Linked DNA regions of Mus musculus: region 1 is linked to region 2. The links are chromatin loops, found by intact Hi-C in ENCODE. Cell type or tissue: left cerebral cortex. All regions are shown on one strand. Each heading gives the region's core, and the rest is flanking DNA. Links, peaks and the distances in the headings are about the cores only.

What was found. Hi-C counts contacts between places; a loop is a spot of excess contacts. Peaks named below come from ENCODE experiments on the same cell type or tissue, not always from the same donor. Only the 100,000 strongest peaks of a DNase experiment are listed, where the experiment ranks them.
Region 1: a loop joins it to region 2, with 3 times the contacts of the local background. A loop is called at or near these places in 4 of 42 quality-filtered maps.

What each region holds. Positions count from the first base shown.
Region 1 is chr19:53,937,601-53,948,572 of GRCm38, reverse strand. Bbip1 (BBSome interacting protein 1) reads left to right here and starts at 3,946. Exons shown (of 4, transcript NM_001195338.1): 1 at 3,946-4,417; 2 at 4,994-5,107. It overlaps Shoc2 (Shoc2, leucine rich repeat scaffold protein), which reads right to left and starts at 3,697. Exons shown (of 9, transcript NM_019658.6): 1 at 3,560-3,697. In left cerebral cortex, for the core only: CTCF peaks have their summits at 3,936 and 5,021; DNase peaks (open chromatin) are centred at 3,939 and 4,344; H3K4me3 peaks cover 1,528 bases; H3K27ac peaks cover 1,480 bases.
Region 2 is chr19:55,213,193-55,224,164 of GRCm38, reverse strand. Gucy2g (guanylate cyclase 2g) reads left to right here. Exons shown (of 21, transcript NM_001081076.3): 10 at 395-478; 11 at 1,187-1,291; 12 at 1,767-1,838; 13 at 6,734-6,902; 14 at 8,965-9,120. Among named protein-coding and RNA genes, the nearest start is that of Gucy2g, 23 kb to the left of the region's middle. In left cerebral cortex, for the core only: a CTCF peak has its summit at 5,598; DNase peaks (open chromatin) are centred at 4,693, 5,565 and 5,751; H3K4me3 peaks cover 649 bases; H3K27ac peaks cover 2,045 bases.

The DNA of each region.
Region 1 (10,972 bases), core at 3,789-6,288, 1.3 Mb after region 2:
ATATTGAGAGTTTAGTTCATTAAGAGAAAATCCTTGTAAAACAGATCTACAGGGCACAGCTTTGATGTGGTGTGGCGTGCTTACGGAAGCGCAGCAGTTGAGAGTAAGGTAAGACTAGCACATGGTTATGTTCATGCTTTGTTCATTAGCCTTAAATTATAAACTGTATAATACAAAATATCTAATGCACAGAATATGCTAAGTCTAACATTAAATAAGATTACCTACCAACCTAATTATTTACACGACTCATTTCAAGTATCGTTTTACATCTCACTCTGCTAAAATATACAGCCAAATCAATTCACTCACAAGAAAACATTCACCAACTCACTAATAGTCTAATAAAAACAAACACTGACACTTCCTGATATCCAACTCCCCTCCCTTAATTTAGATAAATTTGTAAACAAATTCCAGAAGTCTTACACCATGTCTAAGCAACAAAATTCAGAACTCACTGAGGGAACTTATCGGGTTGTTTTCTGGTTTAAATTCTGTCTTGGTTAAAGCAAAGGTTTTATGCTTCTTCATACGTGAAAGACACAAGAAGGACATAGCAACTGACCTCAGAGATGTTATTTCATTCCATCTTCACCCTCCAAATACTCATACCCTTACATCTACACACAAGAGGCCTAGTTCTTGTTCTGATCTAAAATGCCAAGAGTTCTTTTATATGTAAATTACCTTTTTAAAAACAAGAATCTTTCAAAAACATAATATACAAAACATTGTTAATTCAGCAAATTTTAAAAAATATGAATAAAATTATTACTTGCACAAAACAGCCCAATTTTATCCACAATTGATATTGATAATAGAAAACAAAACAAATTACATTTGAGGCTGGAAAGATGGCTCAGCAGTTTAAGAACATTATGGCTGCTCTTGTAGAGAAGCAGAGCTTTATTCCCAGCACACAGGTGGCCACTCACAAGCGTCTGTAACTCCAGTCCCTGGGTGTGTGACATCTCCTGGCCTCTGTCAAGTGTCCATGTGCTGCACATACACAAGCAAGGAAAAGCTCATGCACGTAAGGATAAACGCGCTCACATCTCAGCAACAGCCAGCAGCCACCCTGAGGTTAGCTCATATAGAATAGAATAGTGACTAGCTAGAAGAGGGAAAGCCATCGTCCTGAGACACATAAAGAACAGCTATCGATTGATTGATTGATTGATTGATTGATCAATCGCAGGACTAGGAAAATCAAACCCAGGGAATTGTACATGTTATGTAAACACTCTACTACTGAGCTACACCCTCAACCCAATGTGATAATATGTTAAATGAATTTCTACAAGCACATCAAAAATCATAATTTTCCTGTTCCTATTTAAAAATAAAGTACCTCAAATTTATGACTGGTTTGAAGTTCACATGCTGACTTATGATCTATACTTGCCACAATTACCAAAAACAGTTCTGATCTAATTTCTGATTATGACATCTAAGAAAAACAAAGTAAAATGTAATCCAGGTTGGAAATACTAATGTCTCTCTTTATACCATCTTTCAATACATACTAACTTCTGAGTAATGAAAGAAAAACACTGAGAATATCATAAAGGAAATGCCAAATGTGACAAATATAGTTTCTTCAGAAACTTAAGCATCAGGGATAAATGTACTTGGCTAGAGTGAGGTCAAGACTAACTTCAAACTGAGATTGCAAGAGTGTGATTTCATGTTACTTTTTTTTTTTTTTGGTTTTTAGAGACAGGGTTTCTCTGTATAGCCCTGGCTGTCCTGGAACTCACTTTGTAGACTAGGCTGGCCTCGAACTCAGAAATCCGCCTGCCTCTGCCTCCTGAGTGCTGGGATTAAAGGGGTGTGCCACTACGCCCGGAATATCATGTTACCTTTAAGTTACATTTAGTCCTTTAAAAGGTAGAAACCTTAAACAAAACCCTTTATTTCTGTCTCTTTTACTTTGCAAATGCATACTCAAACTAAAATAAAAATACTTTATGTCTTAATAAGTTTGGAAGACTTCTCACTGAGAAAGTTTTGAGTGTGCAGCCTAAACCCGTGGTGGTGAATGACTGACGAACGTACGCATTTAGGTAGTTTATCTTTAACTCTCATATGAAAAATAAAAACATTTGAAGAATTCAAATATAGTTGCAATTTAATTTGTAGAGTTGGTGAACATTACAAATTGTGAATAGCTAAACCTCTAAGTTTCTTCAAATACATAGCAAAGAACAGTTACAAAGGCAATGCCAGGGAGGGGTGACTGAAGGAATGAGTGTACTAGTAAACGCAGGTCTTTAAAAATCAAACATCTTTGTCAGGGCTGATGACTTACACACAAAAACACTTGCTTGCACAAGTCTACCATTCGATTCTGAAAAACAGCTAAGTTTTTGATTCGGCAATCCTTCCGGGTAGATGCTAGAACTTCTGACATCCACAAAGAGTGTACGCGATTACACCGGTGTAAGCTCCCAGATTAACCATCCTGCTGCAGACCAATGTACCACACAGTCCACATTTGCAAGCTGATTTTTTACTTCCCTTGAGTCCTCAAAAATACTTGTGGGGATAGGTCGCAAAACAGGGTTTCCTCTTTTATTTTCATCACCTTCATAATGATACAAACCAATGGGAAGAAAATCGAATCTCCCAAATGTAAAGGTGAGATGAGATGAAAAAAAAAAAAAAAAAAAAAAAAACACACCCCAAAAGCATCTTCTTTCCGATTCCCAAATAGACAAGCAATTCCACCTGTTTGTAAACCCCCCACTTGCACTGTTAACACAAACCTCTGCGGAGAGGGACGGGGGAGCGAGGGGAGAGGGAGAGAGAGAGAGAGGCGGGCGAATTACTGCTTTGGAGTCCTTATTCTTCTACCTAGGCATGGGGGAGGGGATGGTACAAAACAATGGATACCGAGGGGCTAGGGGGAAAATCTTTTTGCCCTGCAGCCTCCTGCGTTCCGAGCTGGGGGCGGGGAGTTACACTACTTTTCCTCCAGCCCTCAAAGCCGACACGGAGATTGCCACCAGGCGTGTTTAGCAGGGCGGTCTCTGCGGCCACAACTCCTTTCACTCGGCAACACACCCAACGCCGAACCCACCACTCGTCCCGCAGGGTCTGCGAGGAGGAGACCGCTCAGCGCCGAGGACTTTGGGGTGGAGGCGCAGAGACCCCACCCCACAGCCCTACGGCCGCGCCCGCCCTCCCGCCCGCCCGCCCGCCCGGCGCCAAGCGTCCTCGCGACCCGGGCAGCCCCGCAGTCCCGGCCGGGAGGCGCCGAGAGACCGGAGCAGCCGGAGCGCGACTGACTCGCCGCCCCGGGCCCGCGCCCGCGCCCCGGCGCTGTCCCGGCCGCCCGCTCCGCAGTAGGCCCGGCCCGGCGCTGTCAGGGGGCAGCCTGCCGCTCCCCGTGTCCCGCCCGCCGGCCCCGCGCGGGCAGCGGCTCCGAGGCTCCGGCGCCCCGGGCCGTGGCACCCCGGAAAGCGGCCGCGGCGCCTCCCAGGGCCCCGACCCCTCAGGCCTCGCCCCGGCTCCGGCGGCTCGCGCCTGTCAGGACGTGTGGGCCTCCCCTTACCGACGGCCGGCCGGGCCCCCCGACAGGCAGGAAAGCAGAGAACCGGCCCACGGGCGCTCCTGTGCCGCTCCCGCCCCAGGCTGCCGTCCGGAGCCCGGACTCCACCATCCCTGCTCACCTCCTTCCTCCTCCTCGTCCTCCGCTCCCCGAGCGACGCTCCCCTGCCACCGCCCCCCCGCCCCTCCCCCACTCGCCCCGCCCCTCCACACACTCTGGCTCCAATCGCCCCGCCCCAGCCCCCTTGAGCGAGCCTGGGCATTCGCTAGGGAGGAGGGATGGGCGGAGCCAGAGCAAAAGCAGTCACCCAATCAGAGGGAAACCTTGGCGCCAGCTTCCCTGTCCCCGCCCTTTTCCTTTCCTCCGCGGCAGTGCGCGGTCTCCCGCCCACTGGGCGCCGCTGGCTAGCTCCGCCACAGAGAAAAGCCTCCAGCCGGGTAGAGAAACGACTCCCAGTCGGAAGTTACGGTTGAAGCCCAGGCAGCCATAATTGATGATGGCAGGAGGCGTTTCCTGTCACCCGTTTGACGTACGTTTTTCCTGCTTTTGGTTCCCCGTTACCCCAGGCAACAGCAGAGCGGTCTGGAAAGGGATGCACCTGTAAGTATACTTACGGAGGATGTGCACACACACAGTCCACACTGGGCGAGTTAATTCGCGATCGGGAACTGCCGGTTTGCTTGCCAGACCCTTTACGGAGCCCCTGATCGCTTACCTAGAACTACAGTTTAGGGCTTCAAAACTCCCTCGCACCGGAAGTTGCGCTTGCACTTCCTAGTAGGGTCATGGCCAGGAGGTGGGAGTAGCCGGACCCCGCCTGCGCCCCAGGGGGTGCCTCCTCTCCCAGAGCTGACGAGTGAGGTAAGTGTCCCTGACGCCCTACAGCAGGGCCGGCCAGGCCGGATGAACCGCAGGGAGGGAGCTGGGAGAAGACTAAGCGGAGGCCCCGGGCCGCTTCCGCTGGCAGAGGGTTTCCTTTCCGGCTGGTGGGGCGGTGGCCAGCCTTCCCTCCGCCCCTCTGAGGTTCCCTGTAGGGCGAGGCAGCCGGATCGGCCGCCGGGCGAGGCCAGGCCCGCAGTCCCTAGGTCTGCACAGTGGGGCACGGTGCACGCCTCCTCGAGTTCCTGTCGAGTACAGTACTTTCACTCCCTGGCCTTTAGAAACTCCAAATTTTGGGAACCAAAGAAACCGGTTTCCACCCCAGCTATCAAAGAAAAAGATGACTTCCCTGAGCCAACCCGCAAAGCAAAACCTTCCCTTTCATCTTTGATTTTTCTTCCCTTTCTGTCCTGCCTCCCCTTTCTGAGCTCTATGTAAGCTTCAACTAGAAGTCTGGGTTAGGGTATATTGAAGTAGTTAGTCCTGGGTGTTTACGATTGTGAATATCCTTTTAAAGGACATTTTAAAAATATTTAAAATGCTTTATGTGTCTCCAAGACATTGTCTCATGTAGTTCCTTCTGTGGACGTTTGGAGTCAAGAAGTCAATCGTTCTGATAACTACAGATTGGATTCCTAAAGGTGCAAGAAAAAAAAAAAGAACAATTTTCAGGTAAATTGAAATATGCTTATACCTAACCAAACGAAAATTAAAGTACAAATCTACCTTCTCTACCTATGTTCCAGAAAAAAAAATGAAGTAATCCTGTTCTCCTGAGGTTTACTGTTGTAGTCAGCTGTCACCTTTTGTGATGTGTGTCCATTTACCTGCTTGGTAATTGTTAAGATTCTGCTATGTACACATTTCTTTCCTATTCATATTCCAACTTTAGTACTATCTAGAAGTCATTTATAGGTCTGCAGTTAGGCAGACCCTAACATAAATTTGCTAAGAATTTCGAAGTTGAGAATCTGCAGAATACAGTATTCTTACAACCAAGAAAAGTGGCAATTTTGTAAAACAGAATACAGAGAATATATAAATCAAACTCCTGTCAAAGTTTTGTATTATACATGGACATTGCCACCTTAGAACTTTAGATCGTCTTCCCCTCTGCGACACTGACATTTTTAAGAAGTCATCACAGAGGTATTGTTGGAAAGGGATTCCTTTTCTTATTTCATGCAAACCAGAAGTTAGACTGGAGGCCTGACTGACTGTGTAAGTACTGGGTTCTCAGACGCAGCTCCATGTGCCGGCGCCTCCTGTCACTAGTAGAGTCCATCCCACCTGTCAAGCTGAGGGTTTGGCTTTGATTTGCCTCTGTGTGTAGAGTATTTCATAGTGCTCTAGGCTGGCAGTATAGACTGTCTCCCTTTAATAAATGTTGCTACTTTGCCTATGCTTTAAGCTGATGCAATGAAATCTACAGCAGAGTATACTGATGTCAGCATAGTTTCTTGAGTTTCAAGTCCTGGCACCCTGCAGACTGCTGTTGAAAGATGTATAGCTCTGTAATTCAAATATGTGAATCTTGATGTTATCTTGGCAGATACCAAGGTAACTATTGTCCATCTGGCCACAGTCCAATTTAGGCAATGGTATTTTCTCCCTGAAATTCTTCTGTAAGACCTCATTGGTCCTGTTGTTTCTGTGATAGCTTTCTGGTAGTAAAGATTGCGTATTAAAAATTGCAAAATCAAGATTAAACTTAGCACTTAGTTCATTAGGAACATGCCCTGCCCAGTGAATAGAGAACTGTGGGATTTAGTTTATAATCACAAGAGAAAACCGCCCAAGAACGCAGAGCTCATGTCGTTCTCCTGCCCCACACTCACTTTTCATCCTGAAAGTTAAAAGGAATCTCTTAGGTTATCGTAGAATGCTGTCAGCCATCATACAGAAAGTTAAAATAACATGTTTCAATAGTTCTTTGTATAGGAGGAAGTGTGCTCCTCTATGATTGTGAAACAATCTTAATACCGAGTTCAGGAAGGCTAAATAATATAATAGTTAAAACTAGGTTTTAGAATCAGGCCTGGATTTGAGGAATATGCCCATCCACTAGCTAAGGGTCTCTGGGCTTCAAACGAAATTTGAACAGAATTCAAGTATTATATAAAGTACTTTAGCTTGCTTCAGAGCATACCGTATGTGGTCAGAGTATGATTATTATTAACTTCTAAAGCAGTGTCTAATTTAGGCACATATTGGGCATTAAAATATTTAGAAAGTTAGTGTGTGAGAGAGAGATCGCCAAGTTCAATGTCAAACACATAAAAAGATTCTAATTCAGTGATTCTTGAGGACTTTAGGAAAAAGAATGTATATTTTTTAGTGATGACACAAGGTTTTTATACAGAATTTCTGAGATTTGAGGACTGTCATTTGAAAATGTAAACTATCTAGTTCTCTTTTCTTATATACTATGGAAATAGCTAACCAGCTATCTCAGCCACTAATTAACTTTTCACAGAGGCTATTGGTTAGTATTTTTAAGACTGTCACCTAGAACTGAATTTTGAACCAGGTATTTTATATGAGATGACGATGATTGTAACAGTGGTGTCTGCTTCTGCATCATCCAGATCTCCCATGAGCAGGGCCTCTTCTGAGGCTTGGGCACATTTCAGAAACTAGACACCACACATTTTATTAACATGAGTCTGAGTTAATTAACCAAATTGAGCATGTTGCAACACAATTATACTAGCAGATGCCAGCTAGCTACACAGAATAGAATCTACTCTGTCTCCAACTGTCTGATATCTGATGTCAGTTAGCTTCTCTACGTGAATGTTATCAGTCCATACTCTGCTGGCATACGGGCAATTGCTTAAGTAAAGCTGGGTGTTACTACTGTGTATCTGCTGGGAGGCACGTGCTCTCTGAACTTTCTCTCCCCTTTTCTTATTAGCTAATATCGGACAGTTGATAGGGGGCTGGAGGTGTGGCTCAGCAATGAATGCTTGCCTAGTGTACACAAAGACCTAAGTTTGATCCCTTGGACTGCCCTGTCCTCTGTTCCTCCAAAATCTATTCATCTATCATTCAACTTCAACTTTTGAATACAAAAGAAAAAAATTGCTATTCCCACAGTCCTATGCCATGCCCACTTGAAACTGCACCTAACCAAACTGAATTTACTTTAAAAGAGCCGACTTAATAGTCACAAAAGAATTTACTTAAAAGCCCTTACCACAAATAGCCTTTATATTATAGAATTCTTTCTGGTGCTTCAGTCTCTTAAATTAGGATTTAACTCTTATGGCCTAGTAGGCCAGATCCAGTGGTTTGCACCAGTAGTACCAGCTACTGTTGAGGATGAAGCAGGGATGAGGCCAGGAGTCCCAGAGCAACCTAAGCAACTGCATCCAGATCCTATCTCAAAGGAGGGTCAGCCAGAGTATAACTGGTGCAGTTAGACAATTCAACATATATCGCATTGGCTCTGTATTTTACTGTAGGTCAGTGTCACATATGTTTAACGGCTGAGCTGAGACGGGAAGGAGAACAGTGGGGGTAGTAAGGACTGGGGAACGTGAGAGCACATGGTTAGCAAATAAACTAGTTTGGGACTATAGGGCTGTGGCTCTATGATGTCTATATTTCTTACATAAAAACACTAGGACTTTGTTTAAAGACAATCAAAATGCTTTAAAGTATTATTATTTCTCTTGGTAAGGATCAAGTCACTTGTCATCTCTACCAAAAATTCAGCATATTATTTTTAACATACAACAGACTCCTGACCCCCTGATTACAGTCTGCTTAGGTTTCTACGCTTCACTGATCACTGAAAACCTTCAAGGCTTTGAGCCTTGATTTTATATACTGTGGTGTACATTGCTTTATATACTGTGGTGTACATTGCTTTATATACTGTGGTGTACATTGCTTTATATACTGTGGTGTACATTGCTTTATATACTGTGGTGTACATTGCTTTATATACTGTGGTGTACATTGCTTTATATACTGTGGTGTACATTGCTTTATATACTGTGGTGTACATTGCTTTATATACTGTGGTGTACATTGCTTTACCAGACATTCAAAACCACTTAAGGAGTCAGCAGTGCATGCTGCTTTAAGTCAGTTTATAAAAAGTGTTAAATCATGTTTAACCAGATCATGCCATCTTAGAGGATATGGTGTCTATAAAGGTTGAAAACGTTTGGACTTAGAAAATCCCTTACTGGAAGTGCAGAGCACGTCCATCATGCATGAAAGTTTGACTTAGAATAGGAAACCATACTGGATTTCTAGACATTGTTTTATCTACTCTTTACTTGATGCTTACAGTTTGGGATAGATAATATTCATGAGGAAATCAAGCTGCAGATTGGTTGAATGTCACTGGAGTCAGGTTTGAGTGACAGTCCCCTTTCTATCTACCACTTTTAACACTATGTCTTGCATTTTCAAGATATCTAGTGTCAGTGATGACAACTAGAATGGCTCAACTTACTGATTAGGAAAGAACACTGTGTGCTACATATATCATGTGTGACTGTGCTAAAAGATCTTCTTCTGTGGCTTGTACTCCACCGTTCCTCTCTAAACACGTGCACATTCCTGAGACTTCCTTCTGATTCACTGTCGCTTTCTTTCTGACAGCAGTCAGTGACATCAGAGCTGCCCGTTCCAATAGATTGTGAAGAGTGTATTACTTCAGCCTTCTTTAGTTCCTATTCATCGTAAGGTCTTTTTCTCTCGTCTCTCTAACATAGTAAATGTGTGTGTTTCTCTGAAGGGCCTCCAAGTTATTTCCCCAGGTGTAACATAGAGCTGAAGAGAGGACCAGGTAACAGAGTATGGTGGATCAGAGTACAAGTCCTTTCTCTTCATTTTTTCTTCACTTAACAACTATGTAATCTTAGACATGGATATTTTTTCTAGTCTTTACATTTTTCAATATATATATTTTTAGGGGATTAATGGGAGATGGTTAGTTCCAGTTTTGTTTTTTGGCTACATCCAAAGTAATTTAATTCTAAAATTAAATTTTGAGGTAATCTATCTATCTATCTCTCTCTCTCTCTCTCTTTCTCTCTCTCTCTCTCTCTCTCTCACACACACACACACACACACACACACAGTTCAGATCTCTTAGTTAATACATACTGTTTTCCACTAAACATTGATAGGTAGGTAGGTAGGTAGGTAGGTAGGTAGGTAGGTAGATAGATAGATAGATAGATAGATAGATAGATAGATAGATAGATAGATAGATAGATAGATAGATAGATAGATAGATAGATAGATAGATAGATAGATAGATAGATAGATAGATAGATAGATAGATAGGGGGTGGGGTGTTTTTCTAAGACAGTGTTTCTCTGTGTTCCCAGCAGGCCTGAAACTTACTCTGTAGACCAGGTTGACCTCAAACTCAAGAGACCCTCCTGCCTCTGCCTCCTGAGTGCTGGAATTAAAAGCCTGCTCCCCCAGCCCAGTTAGATACATTTAAACTAATCTACATTGAAGATTATTACTACGAGAGAGTGTGGTGGGAGTCTATAGACATAGTACTGTGAAGAGGACTGATCTCAGAAGCCAAGTAGGTTCTGGTCTGGTTGATAGTAGATGCGGCAATGGAAGAATAATTCTGAATTGTTCCTCTGTACTGCTTGGTACGTTTTTATCCATTAAATATTAGTAACAAGCCCCATAACTCTGCTACTAGACTCTTTCCTCAGAAACTAGTTGTGTGGCATCATTATAGTGGCACAGTATAGTAAGATTTGCTAGTATTCAGTGAGCTCATATGTGCTAGAGGTTGATATGAAGTCTTTATTTTTCACGCATTGCTATAGCATATGTGCACCACACATATACAAAATAAGCAAAATTCTGCGCTTTAGAAGACAAGGTGCTTCTCTTAACTGCTGTGTGCACTTGTCTTCTAGCACTGACCCACCACCTGTCGTTTCCACACCCTCGAGTAATCCAGTGCGCCTCGATCGTTCATTCTCATGTGCGACTGACTTCTCTGTACCTCAGTCACTGTTTCTTCCAATTGGACTGCCTAAACCTCAGTCGTGGTATCATAAGTCAATATTCTATTTCTGGGAAGAGACCCCATGACCAAAGCAACTCTTATAAAAGAAAGCATTTAACTAAGGACTTCATTAGTTTCAGAGGTTTAGTCCATTATCATCATGGTGGAAAGCATGGAGACATAGAGGCAGAAATGGTGCTGAAGTAGCTGAGAGCCAAGAGAATCTAGTCTTGACAAGGACTTTTAGAATAGCAAAGCCCACCCCACAGTGACACAGTTCTCCAAAAGGCCACCCCTCCTAACCCTTTCAAATAGCGCCACTCACTTACGACCAAACATTCAAATCTATGACACTGTGAGCCAAATCTCATTCAAACCGCTACACATGGTCTTTACTGTTCCTTCCACATTTTAATTAATACCTGCAAAATCCAATTATTTGAGCACTTCTTAGTCACCATTGATCATTTTCTTATCACCCAAAGGGAGCGCTGTATAGAATGGTAGGATATTTGAATCTCACTAAGGCAAGA
Region 2 (10,972 bases), core at 4,084-6,583:
CCACAGTGTCGCCATGTGGGTTGCCTGCTCAGTGAGAGCAGAATGCTATCCCCAGAGTGGTGTTCTCCTCTCTTCTCCCACTTGGCCTTTCTCACCCTTTATGAATGGTGATGTTTATGGATCATCCTGAGTTATAGGCATTCTACTTTGGGGTTGGAGAGAAGGTTTGGTGGCGAAGAGCACTGGTTGCTCTTCCAGAGGACCTAGGTTCAATTCCTAGCACACCTATGTCAGCTCACCACCAGCTGTAACTCTCACTCCAGGGGAATCTGATGTCCCCTTCTGTTCTCAGGCACTGCACACACACGGTGCACAGACAGGCAAGCTGCCCACGCATTTGAAATCCTGAAAAGGAGAAAAGAAAGAGAACCTTCTACTTTGTCTCTGATTTCAGGGAAATCAGGTGGCCCTCTGCTATATTGGTGACGAAGCAGAAGCTTGGGTTAAGAAGCCAACTGTGCGGCGGGAAGTCTGCCTGGTAAGGGTCCTCTCTGCCCTGCTGCCTCTCTGTTCTCATTGTGAGAAGTGGCCTCTGTCCCAAAGGTTCAGTAGTGTTTTTCCAGCTTGGACCATCACACTTTCTCTGCTGCAGAGGCTTCTGACTCAGACTCATGGCCTTTTATGAGTGGCGATGTTTCTACATCATCCGAGTTAAGAACATTCTACTCTGTGGTTAAGAACACTGGTTGCTCTTCCAGAGGACCGAGGTTCTGGCTCTCACCTAACTCTACCTGTCCCCTTAACGTTTCCTGGCCTTAATTCTGACCCTTCATCCTCTGTCTCAGACGGCTGCCTGCTTCCTTTTGAACTTGGATCTGGGGGAGGGTATTTCACTTTGCTTTGTGACAGTGATGCAGGGTCACACACCAGCATCAACAGCCACAACTAGGGAGGCGATGCAGGATCTGTCTGTGATGATGAGGTTTAGTTTCCACCCGTAGCTTAGATTAGACTTGGCTAATCTGGTTTGCTCTCTGGACTGCCGGGTTTTTCCAGCTGTGTCGTTTATCAATTGTATCCCTGCAGCGGGCTATGTCACCTTCCAGGCATCCGTTCCTTTGTCTGTAAAATGTAAAAAGGAAGTTCTTTCTTCACAGCACCTTAGGAATTAACTCAACGTGGGTAGAGCATACAGTAACCCCCTAGGTGGAGGCGTATGTCATGATATGGCCACCATTGTTTCCAGATGTGCGAACTAAAGCATGAAAACATCGTCCCCTTCTTTGGTGTTTGCACAGAGCCACCTAACATCTGCATCGTTACACAGTACTGCAAAAAAGGAAGTCTCCAGGTAAGCAGAGATGTTAAATCTGAGGTTGTGATTTATTAGACCGTGCCTGGGAAACAGTATCCAGCTTTCTCCCATTCATCCGTGCGTGGTTCCTTTCTGTCTCATAGAGAGACCTGAATTACCTTGGGCTGCTTCCTGGGATCAAGGCACAGTGAGCTGTCAAGGACAGCTTTCCTCTGCTCTGGGTGGAAACTCTATGAACTTGGTTTCTTCTAAATGTAACCCTCCTCCAGACCATTAGGCTCATGTCGGACAAAAGAGTGTTAATAAGAATTCAAAACCATCTCCTCTCCCCATACCGAGCCCGTGAAGATTTCCACTTAGGCACCACATCTCCACCTCACATTAGTTCTAGCCAAAAATACATGTAGGAAGCTCACTGTGTGTCAGCCCACTGTGTGTCAGCCACACTGTGTGTCGGCTCACTGTGTGTCAGCTCTAGTCCGGGTGATGTCTGGAAATAACTGTTTTCTAGGATGTTATGAGGAACTCCGATCATGAGATAGATTGGATATTCAAGCTCTCCTTTGCGTATGACATAGTCAATGTGAGTATCACATCGTACAGTATTACATTCTACAGTTGCCCTCTATGGCGGTTCATCTCCTTTTGGCTCTCTTGAAGGCTCTTTAGGTTCAGTGACCCCAGGTTGAAATTCGATCAGTTCAATTCAGACAGACGTTCCCTGGTTCTCTCATTTTCTAATCCACGTAAACCTTGAGCAGGAAAAGTGCTTTACTCTAAAGATGGAATGAGTGCGCGTCCCCTTAGGAAAGCACAGGGCATTTAGACTTTGTGGAGAACTTCTTATCCCAGGGCGAATTGAATTACCTGACCACAAGTTGAGGATATGCCCTTCTTCTCTCTAGCCATTGAGTCCTTCCTCGGAGACTGAGGCTCACTACCACGAAGCTAAAAGGACAGGGTGGGGGTGGGGGTGGGGGTGGGAGGGAGGGGAGGGGGAGGGGGGAGGGGCAGTGATATGAGAGGATGTGAAAGCAAGAACTGCCTGTAATTAAGAGGAGAATGATAATAGTCACTGTAACAGAATACGCACACACGTTATGAGGATACCATTATGCAAAAGGCATTGACCACTATATTTTGTTTTATTGACTTATTGAATTCTTACAACAGGATACAAGGCACACATGCTACTCTTGTTTTGCAGATGGGAGACAGAGCACTCATATAGCTTGCCTCAAGTCTCATAGCTACGGAATAGAGCCAATAGGATTCAAGTCCAGGCATGTCCCACACCACATTATGTAGCATGAAGGACTAGAGATTTCCGCTATGTTTCATAACAGGGACGAGCCAATCTCCTAAGTAGGTGCCCATCAGGGTATGGCAGGGAATACTCAGAGGAGGGTAGAGAGAGAGATCCAGCTCTGCCATGAAGGCAGGGAGTATGCAGGGTGTGGGTGGCTAGATACAAAAGCCCAAGATGACTCACTGTAGGTATACAGATGGTGGGGAGGGATGGGGAAGGCAGGTATTGAGTTGGGAAGATGAGCCATGGAGTGTGCCACATCTAATAAATATGATCTAGCAACTCGAGGCTGATCTCCTCAAGCAGGATGAGCGAGCAGATGTCCTTTGTTTGCCGTGTGGACTTTTGCTAAGAAAAGCTCCAGGAAGTAGATGCTAGCGAGGAAGATACCTCAACTAACCCATGGTAGAAACTGCCTGCCCGTGCAACCAGCAGCTGGCATTGCACTCATCAATAAACAAACCCTGCTGGGTGCCGGGTGGGCCACAGAGTCTTTCTAGAGGTTGTGACACTGACTGACTGAGTGGCCTTGTTAGCCTATGACTCTCTGCATGTTCATGGGAGTGGACTGGATGTTGGTTTAAAAATCTTTCTTTCTCAAAGGTTTTACTGCCCTGCGCTCCCAAGAAACTGACTCGGCCTGGCGAGAGCCTGACTTGCCAGGCTCCAGTAAAAAGCTGGCATCTTGTTGCCAAGCAAGGTAGACAAACACAATCTTCTCCATGACTATGTATCCAAGGGCAACCCTGGAAAACCATTGTTATTATTGCTGTAGACTTTTAACGCCCATCTGTCAAAAGTTTATTTTACTCTGGCACTTCTTAAAGACAGACAAGGGCAGTTAAGACTGTCACATGCCAATCACAAAAATAAGCCTTTCTCTGATGTCTGTTTTACCAGCACTTTCTCTATATCAGGCATGAGAGAGAGAGAGAGAGAGAGAGAGAGAGAGAGAGAGAGAGAGAGAGAGACTCTCCAAGTTCTCCAAGTAACCTACAGACAGAGTTAGGGGTTGAATATTTACTTTGGATTTGATTGGAGTCAGAGTATAGAGGACACAGACGAGTGGGGCTCATCTTCCTGTCCTCTGGGATCCCAAAGCAATGGGATGAGCCTTCGTTTCTGACTAAAGCAAGCCTTGATGAGGTCTGAGGGGCGAACCTTCATTTCTAACTAAAGCAAGCCTTGGCGAGATCTAAGTAAGGAACAGTTTGTTACAGAAATTGACTTAGAGATTTAAGCCCCAACTCTGTTACATACGGATCACATGACCTTCACCACCCTGAGACTCAGAAATAAAGATCATATCAGAACCCGTCTCCCAAAGTTGCTCTGAGAATTAAAGTATACAGAACGCTTAGCACTGTGGCTACCTTGTAACGGATACGGAATCAATGTTAATTTCTTACTACTAAACATAATTATTAGCACTCTCATTAATAACTCTAGTGTGGCGATTAAAAACTACACTCTCATTGATATCTCCCAAGAATTCTATGGAATAACTCTGTACTATCTGAATATGGTTCTACAAGGCACACATGCTCATAATGAACACTGGAAATGGAGCCAGGTCAACTTGAGGTATGTCTCAAGTATGAAAGAAATCCACATTTGCTTTGAGGGCTTAGTGAAAAAAAAAATGGTTGTATTCTGGAGTAAGATTTTTAAATGCACCAAATTAAATTCACAATATTACTAAAATTATTTTTACTTGTTTAGCTTTTCTTAAGATGGCTGCTGAAAGGAAAATTAAAAACATACCTGTGACTTGCACTGGGTTTTGATCCGATGTTGATCTTTCTAACTATTACTAGTATTTACTCCGATTTCAAGAGGGAGTTAAACTGAGGTCTAGTCAGCTCCTGGCCCTACTGGTAAGTGTGTCAGACCGGGGGTTGTGGCTAGTTTGTCTTTAAAGCCTGTGCTTTCTCTCATGCTTCCTGCTAAGCCCCAGAGAACACAAACAGGAGAGAGCCAGGTGTAAGAGCCCCGGGGGACCTTCCAGAACTTTCCAGTAGAGCAAGTAGTACAGGCCACAGTCAGGTGGTAGAGCAGCCTAAGTGTATGCTGCCTGGTTCGTGAGTCATGAAGACACTCAGAGTTCTATTTGTTCTCTGACAGTATGCACCATCATACTGCTTCATTAGGGTGGAAAATAAAAACACACCCATGCATGCAATCGGGTGGAGACAACGGCATTCCCAGAACCGCGGCGGTCCCTAAGCTTGCTCATTTTACATGTGCAATGAGCTCCACTAAAGTCCCAGCTCTTAAACGCTGTTTGTTTGCTGTGAGATAAAGAAAGGGACCCCGTGTAACACCAGACAAGTCTGCTGCCTGAGGTGGGACCGACAAGGGCAGGAGCAAAACCTTGCGTGTCTCTGTGACCTGTCACACAGACGTGTCTGCAAGGCCAGGGAGAGCTGTGGATCGGGTTCAGGTCTCAGCAGACTGCACACTTGGGCCATAGCCCGCTGGTATGAATCGGGTTCAGTTTTATCATCTTAACAAGGGTGCCACGGGGATAAAGGAACCCCATCTCCCGATGTAGGGGTGGGGTTAGTGATAGCTGCTCTCTCCTGGCCATTTACTCATTGCTATCTGTAGCGGTCCACACTTCCAACGCAATGCTGGCCCTAGGGTTCCCGCTGAAGCAAGCTTGTTGTTATCTAAGAGGATTAAGGTTCAGGAATCCTAAACCTTTAAGAATGGTCCCCTCCGATCCTCTTTGCTGTGTCATCAGTGCCTCCGCAGCCAGCCTGCCTGACACCCTTCTCCTTCCCAGCAGTTTCTGAGCCTAGTGGAATCTAGTTTGTTCTTGAGCAAGGGTGTTGGAAGAGTGTGGTCCGCTTTCCTCTCCCCACTTCCCTTTAACCACCCAGGCCGGGGAATTGAGTAGTTCTTGAGAAGCGAGGGGCTCTGAAGCCTGTGAAGCCTGGGGGCTCTATCCCAGCGCTATGCGCCACCTACTGGTGAACACTGAAACTGCAATGACTGAGAAGCGGAACGAGGCTTAGAAAAGGTTAAATGTGAGGCTGTGAAGGGCATGCGCCCGTGAATGTTTACTGCTGTTCACTTGTTCACAAACCAATACCACGCACAGCCACCGTCATGCATGCGAAGCATATGTGCACGCGAATGCTAGCGGCTATTTGTTCACAAATCAATACTACAGTGTGGGGCTCCACAGACGGCACCATCTGTCTGCCTGTCATGGCTTCCTTGCCCAGAAGAGGGCGCTGGAGCTGGACAAGGTCATGAGTTGGAATCCGACTTCAGAGCACCCAGCCTACCTCCATCACTGCAACCAGACTGCCTGGCGCGCTGATTTATCTCCCTCTCTTTGCTCAATTGTGAGAGGAGGCTATCCCCTCCTCTCTAGGGTCATTCAGGAAGGTCACGTGAGTTAGGTGTAGTAAGGGGCTTTTATTGCTCCTGAAAGTTATCCTTGATGGAGACACTATTGTTTGGTATTCACAGGTTGACACCTGTTTCCGAGGCAGGTAAGAGGGGCCCACAACACCCAGGCTGCCACAGGTTCACACCTCAGTGTTGACTTTACGCCTAGACAGTTCAGCTTGATTGCTTTTCTGCCCACAGTTCCAAAAATGAAGATACCCAGAGCTTTTACAGCAGTACAAAACAAACAAACACCCGAACCAAAACAACAACAACAACCCAAACCCGAGAGCTCGGAAATGCAGAGTCTGCGTTATTTCTGAACAAGGAAGGGAATTTGGGCCTTTCCCTTCGACCTTCCTCTTACAACTCCACGTCTGCCTTGGGAAATTACAAATGCCAAGATCCCCCCCTTTTTAACCATGTCTCAGATATGATAGCTTAAAAAAAAGTTATTCCTTCCTCCCACCTACCTTCCTAAAATAAACATTCTGTCTCAGTCCCAGACGCTCCATTAGCCCCTCCCACCCATGGAAAGGCCCCAGTGCTCTGGAAAAAACCATCTACCCTCCCACGGCTGGCTGTGTTTTTCTGCCTTTTTATAGCCTGTAAACATCTTCCACATTAAGCATCGTCTCTAAATTCTGAGCCTGCTTCCTTCTGGGCCCTAAATACGCAAGCTCGGCTTGAGGCGTATGGTGTGTGTGCGCACTGCTTTGAGCTGCATCCTCCAGTTCTGTTTCATATGCTCGTCATTACTCCTGCAGGGCTTGCTGTTCCTGCATGGGAGCCCACTGAGGTCTCACGGCAACCTGAAACCTTCCAACTGCCTGGTAGATAGTCACATGCAGCTGAAGCTGTCAGGATTTGGGTTGTGGGAGTTCAAGCACGGCAGCACATGGAGGAGCTACAACCAGGAGGCCACAGACCATTCAGGTAGCCATTGGCAGAGCTGAGATCCACTTGCTGTGGGCTAAATGGTCAGAGGGTTTCTTGTCTGTCTTTGGTTCATGATGCTGACTTTCGTGGGAACCTATGGGTAGTTTTTTCCTTCCCAGCTGAAAAAACAGACTTGTTTAGTTCATCCATAGAAGGCGAGGGCATAAATCACCGTGCGGTGGCATGAATCTGTGGTGAAAGGCAGTGGTTCTCAACTGGTGGGTTGCAACACCTTTGGCAAACCTTCCATCTTCAAAAATATTTACTTTATGATTCATAACAGTAGCAAAATTGCAGTTATGAAATAGCAATGAAAATAATTTTATGGTTGGGGGGGTCACCACAACATGATGAAGTGTATTAAAGTTTTCAGCATTGGGAAGGTTGAGACCTGCTGGTTTAAGGTCTGTGTTAGGAGACTAGTTGTCATTTATTTGGCCACTAAAGCCATGATTGCTCTTCTCTTTTGTCTTCTATGCTCCTTCTTGTTTTCATTCTGTGTTCTCAGTATGGACAATGAGATCTGCCAGGCTATCCTACTTAGGGCCGCTATTGCTCTGATGAAACACCATGACCCATAGCAACTTGGGGACAAAAGGGTTTATTGAGTTTACACTTCTATCAAAGGAAGTCAGGATAGGAACTCAAACGGGGCAGGAACCTGGGGGCAGGAGCTGATGATGCTGAACCCACAGAGGAGTGCTGCTTATTGGCTTGCTCCCCATGGCTTGCTCAGCGCACTTTCTATAGGAGTCAGGACCGCCAGCCCAGGGGTGGCTCCGTCCATAAAGAGATGCACCCTCCACCATCAACTGTTAATTAAGAAAATGCTCTATAGCCAAATCTTTCTTTTCATTTCTTTCTTTTTTTTAATTGGATATTTTATTTATTTACATTTCAAATGGTATCCCTTTTCCCCATCCCCCCCCAGAAACTCCCTATCCCATCCTCCTGCTTCTATGGGGGTATTCCCACCCACCCATTCCCGCCTCCCTACCCTTTCATTCCCCTACATTGGGGCATTGAACCTTCACGGGACCAAGGGCCTCTTCTCCCATTGATGCCCAACAAGGCCATTCTCTGCTACATATGTGGCTGGTGCCATGGGTCCCTCCATATGTTGGTTGGTGGCTCAGTCTCTAGGAGCTCTGGTGTGGGGGAGGGGTCTGGTTGGTTGATATTGTTGTTCTTTCTATGAGGTTGCAAACCCCTTCAGCTCCTTCAGTCCTTTCTTTAACTCCTCCACTGGGGACCCCGTGATCAGTCCAATGGTTGGCTGGGAGCATCTGCCTCTGTATATGTCAGGCTCTGGCATAGCCTCTCAGGAGACAGCTGTATCAGGGTCCTGTCACCATGCACTTTTTGGCATCCACATTAGTGCCTGTTTGGTGATTGTATATGGGATGGATCCCTTCCATAGCCAAATCTTTTGGAGGCATTTTCTCTATTGCGGTTTCCTCCTTTTGGATAACTCTAACCTGGGTCAAACTGACATAAAACTAGCTAGCACACAGTCTTTTAAAAGCCAGCTGAGACTACGAATGTGCTGTCTCTCAGGTCAGACCTTAATTTATTTTTACATGACTCCTTTTCACTAAAAATACATATACATGCAATTCTGAATGTATATATATATATATGTATTTATATATATATATGTATTTGTATATATGTGCATACACACACACACACACACACACACACACACACACACACATATTTGACTCCAGGTGTGTAATTATGCACAACAGACAAACAAGTGAAGCATTTACTGATTAAAAAACGTATAGAAATGCATTTTAACAAATTATTAGATTTACATATAAGTTTATCATTTAATAAATAGAAACAGCTATTGTACTACGGTACTGGGTAAACTATGAACTTGTTTGGAGCATCCTCCTTGGACATTTCTCCGAGGTCCTTATGGATATTGCAAGCTTTCCCAGGCAGACTCTCACAGGGCCAACCTCTCAGGATACATTGCCCTCATGTACTTCCACAGCATGGAAGGGGTTAGAGGTAACTTTGCTTCAAAGTGGTACCCATTGTCTTGCAGAGCTCTACTGGACAGCCCCAGAGCTGCTGCGGCTTCGGGAGAGTCCCTGTTCTGGCACCCCTCAGGGAGACGTTTACAGCTTTGCCATTCTCCTGAGGGACTTGATCCACCAGCAGGCCCACGGGCCCTTTGAGGACCTCGAGGCAGCTCCAGAGGGTAAAGCTGGAGTATGCTGCTGGCGGGGCTAAGGGGCTTGTGTGTGGAGACAGGGTGAAGGGACGTGGGGAGGGGGCGAGGAAGAAATAAGAGATTATGAGGGTGGCAACACACATGCACATGCACACACATACACACACATGCATGCACACACTCCAAATTGGGGGGGACGGACCGACAATAATAAAAGCTAGGTTTTTACAGCCTCTGATGAAGCCGGAAGCCTCTGTGAATGTAGGAGGTTTCTTCTAAATCAGACTCCAGCGTCAGTCATAGTTAGGGTTTCCTTTGCTGAGAAGACACACAATGACCAAGGCAACCCTTACAAGGGACAGCACTTAATTAGGGTTGGCCTCAGGCCTTATGATCATGGAGGGAAGCATGGCAGGATCCAGGCAGACAGCAATGAGGAGCTGAGAGTTCTACATCGTTCTCTGAAGGCGAACAGGAGAAGACTGGCTTCCAGGGAGCTAGGAGGAGGGTCTCAACGCCTCCTCCCTCAGTGACACACCTCCTACTAGGGTCACTCCCTGGGCCAAACATATTTAAACCACCACACTCCAGTTTCTACACTGAAACTGGAATTTCCATTTACAGTGTCTATATTTTAATGCCTTAAATCTATTCCGAAACAACTCCTTAAAAGCGTACATTAAGCAGCTGTGTTTTACACCCCCAAACTAAAGCTATTTAAAGTAAAAACTTAAGAGCTAAAGGAAACGCAAGATCTAGCCAGGCACTCCTGAATTTGGAACCAAGCCAACACACACACCCCATCCCTCCCACCCACCTCGTTCCCCCATCCCTTTCCCCAGCTGAGTCCAGGTAGAAATCACCTTCAGTTCAGGAGCCTGACTCCCTTTTGAACTTGGACACTCCATTCCGAGACACTGTAACAACTGCAAGCTGGTCACATGGGTCTGCATGTGACCACAGTAGCTAGGAAGAATAGAGTGTGTGCTAACCCTGGTCCCTGTGCATAGCAGCCCGATGGTTCTCAAACTCGAGTGGGTGCTGGAATAACCTAGAGGCTTGCTACAATACAGAATTACTGCTCTCCCTATTCTGGCTCAGGTTTCTGGCTCAGTGGGTCTGCGGGGAGGCCTGAGACTATACACTTCCACTAGAGTCTCTGCTGAGGCACATTTGAGAACTGGATTTGGTCTCATTGTCTTTGGGCCCGCAGCTAAAGTAGTACCGGAACTGTAATAAAGTACTGTTTCAAGCCTCTCTCCAAACCTGTTCTCCTGGAAATATGGGAACGGGCAGGCCGGGAAGTGTTTACCCAGCCTCCCCCACCCCAGGCCAGTGCCCTGTCTATTTGCCAAAGAGAAAGAATAAGTGCTTCAATGTAGCTAATGCACGGTAGAAAATGATTGCATGGAAATGTCAGGTGCGAGTTGCTAGCTAACAAGTCCACATCCCAGAGGTACTCTCAGGGTTCATTACCATCTGACGGACTCTCAAGGAAGTCCTTAGAGTGAAACCCAGGGCAGCAGAAAGCAGCAGCACCTTCCATCTCTGCTTCCGGGGTCATTGTCGTCCTCCATGTTTGAGTTTTACTTTGGATGCAAACCACAAATTGTTTAAAAGTACATTTTTAAAGGAGTTGTTTCAGAATGTATTCTAGGCATTCAAATGTATACTTCAAGACAAAGTTCACACTCAAAATTTGTTTTGTTTTTGGACAGAATCTCACTGTGCCACTTTGACTGGCCTGGAACTCTGTGTAGACCAGGCTGCCCTCCAACTTGAAGTGATTCTCCTGCCTCAGCCTCCTCAGGTCTGGGATTTCAAGAGGGCACCATTCACCCAGCTACCTCTAGCTTGTAGTCATAGTTGGTGCTATATT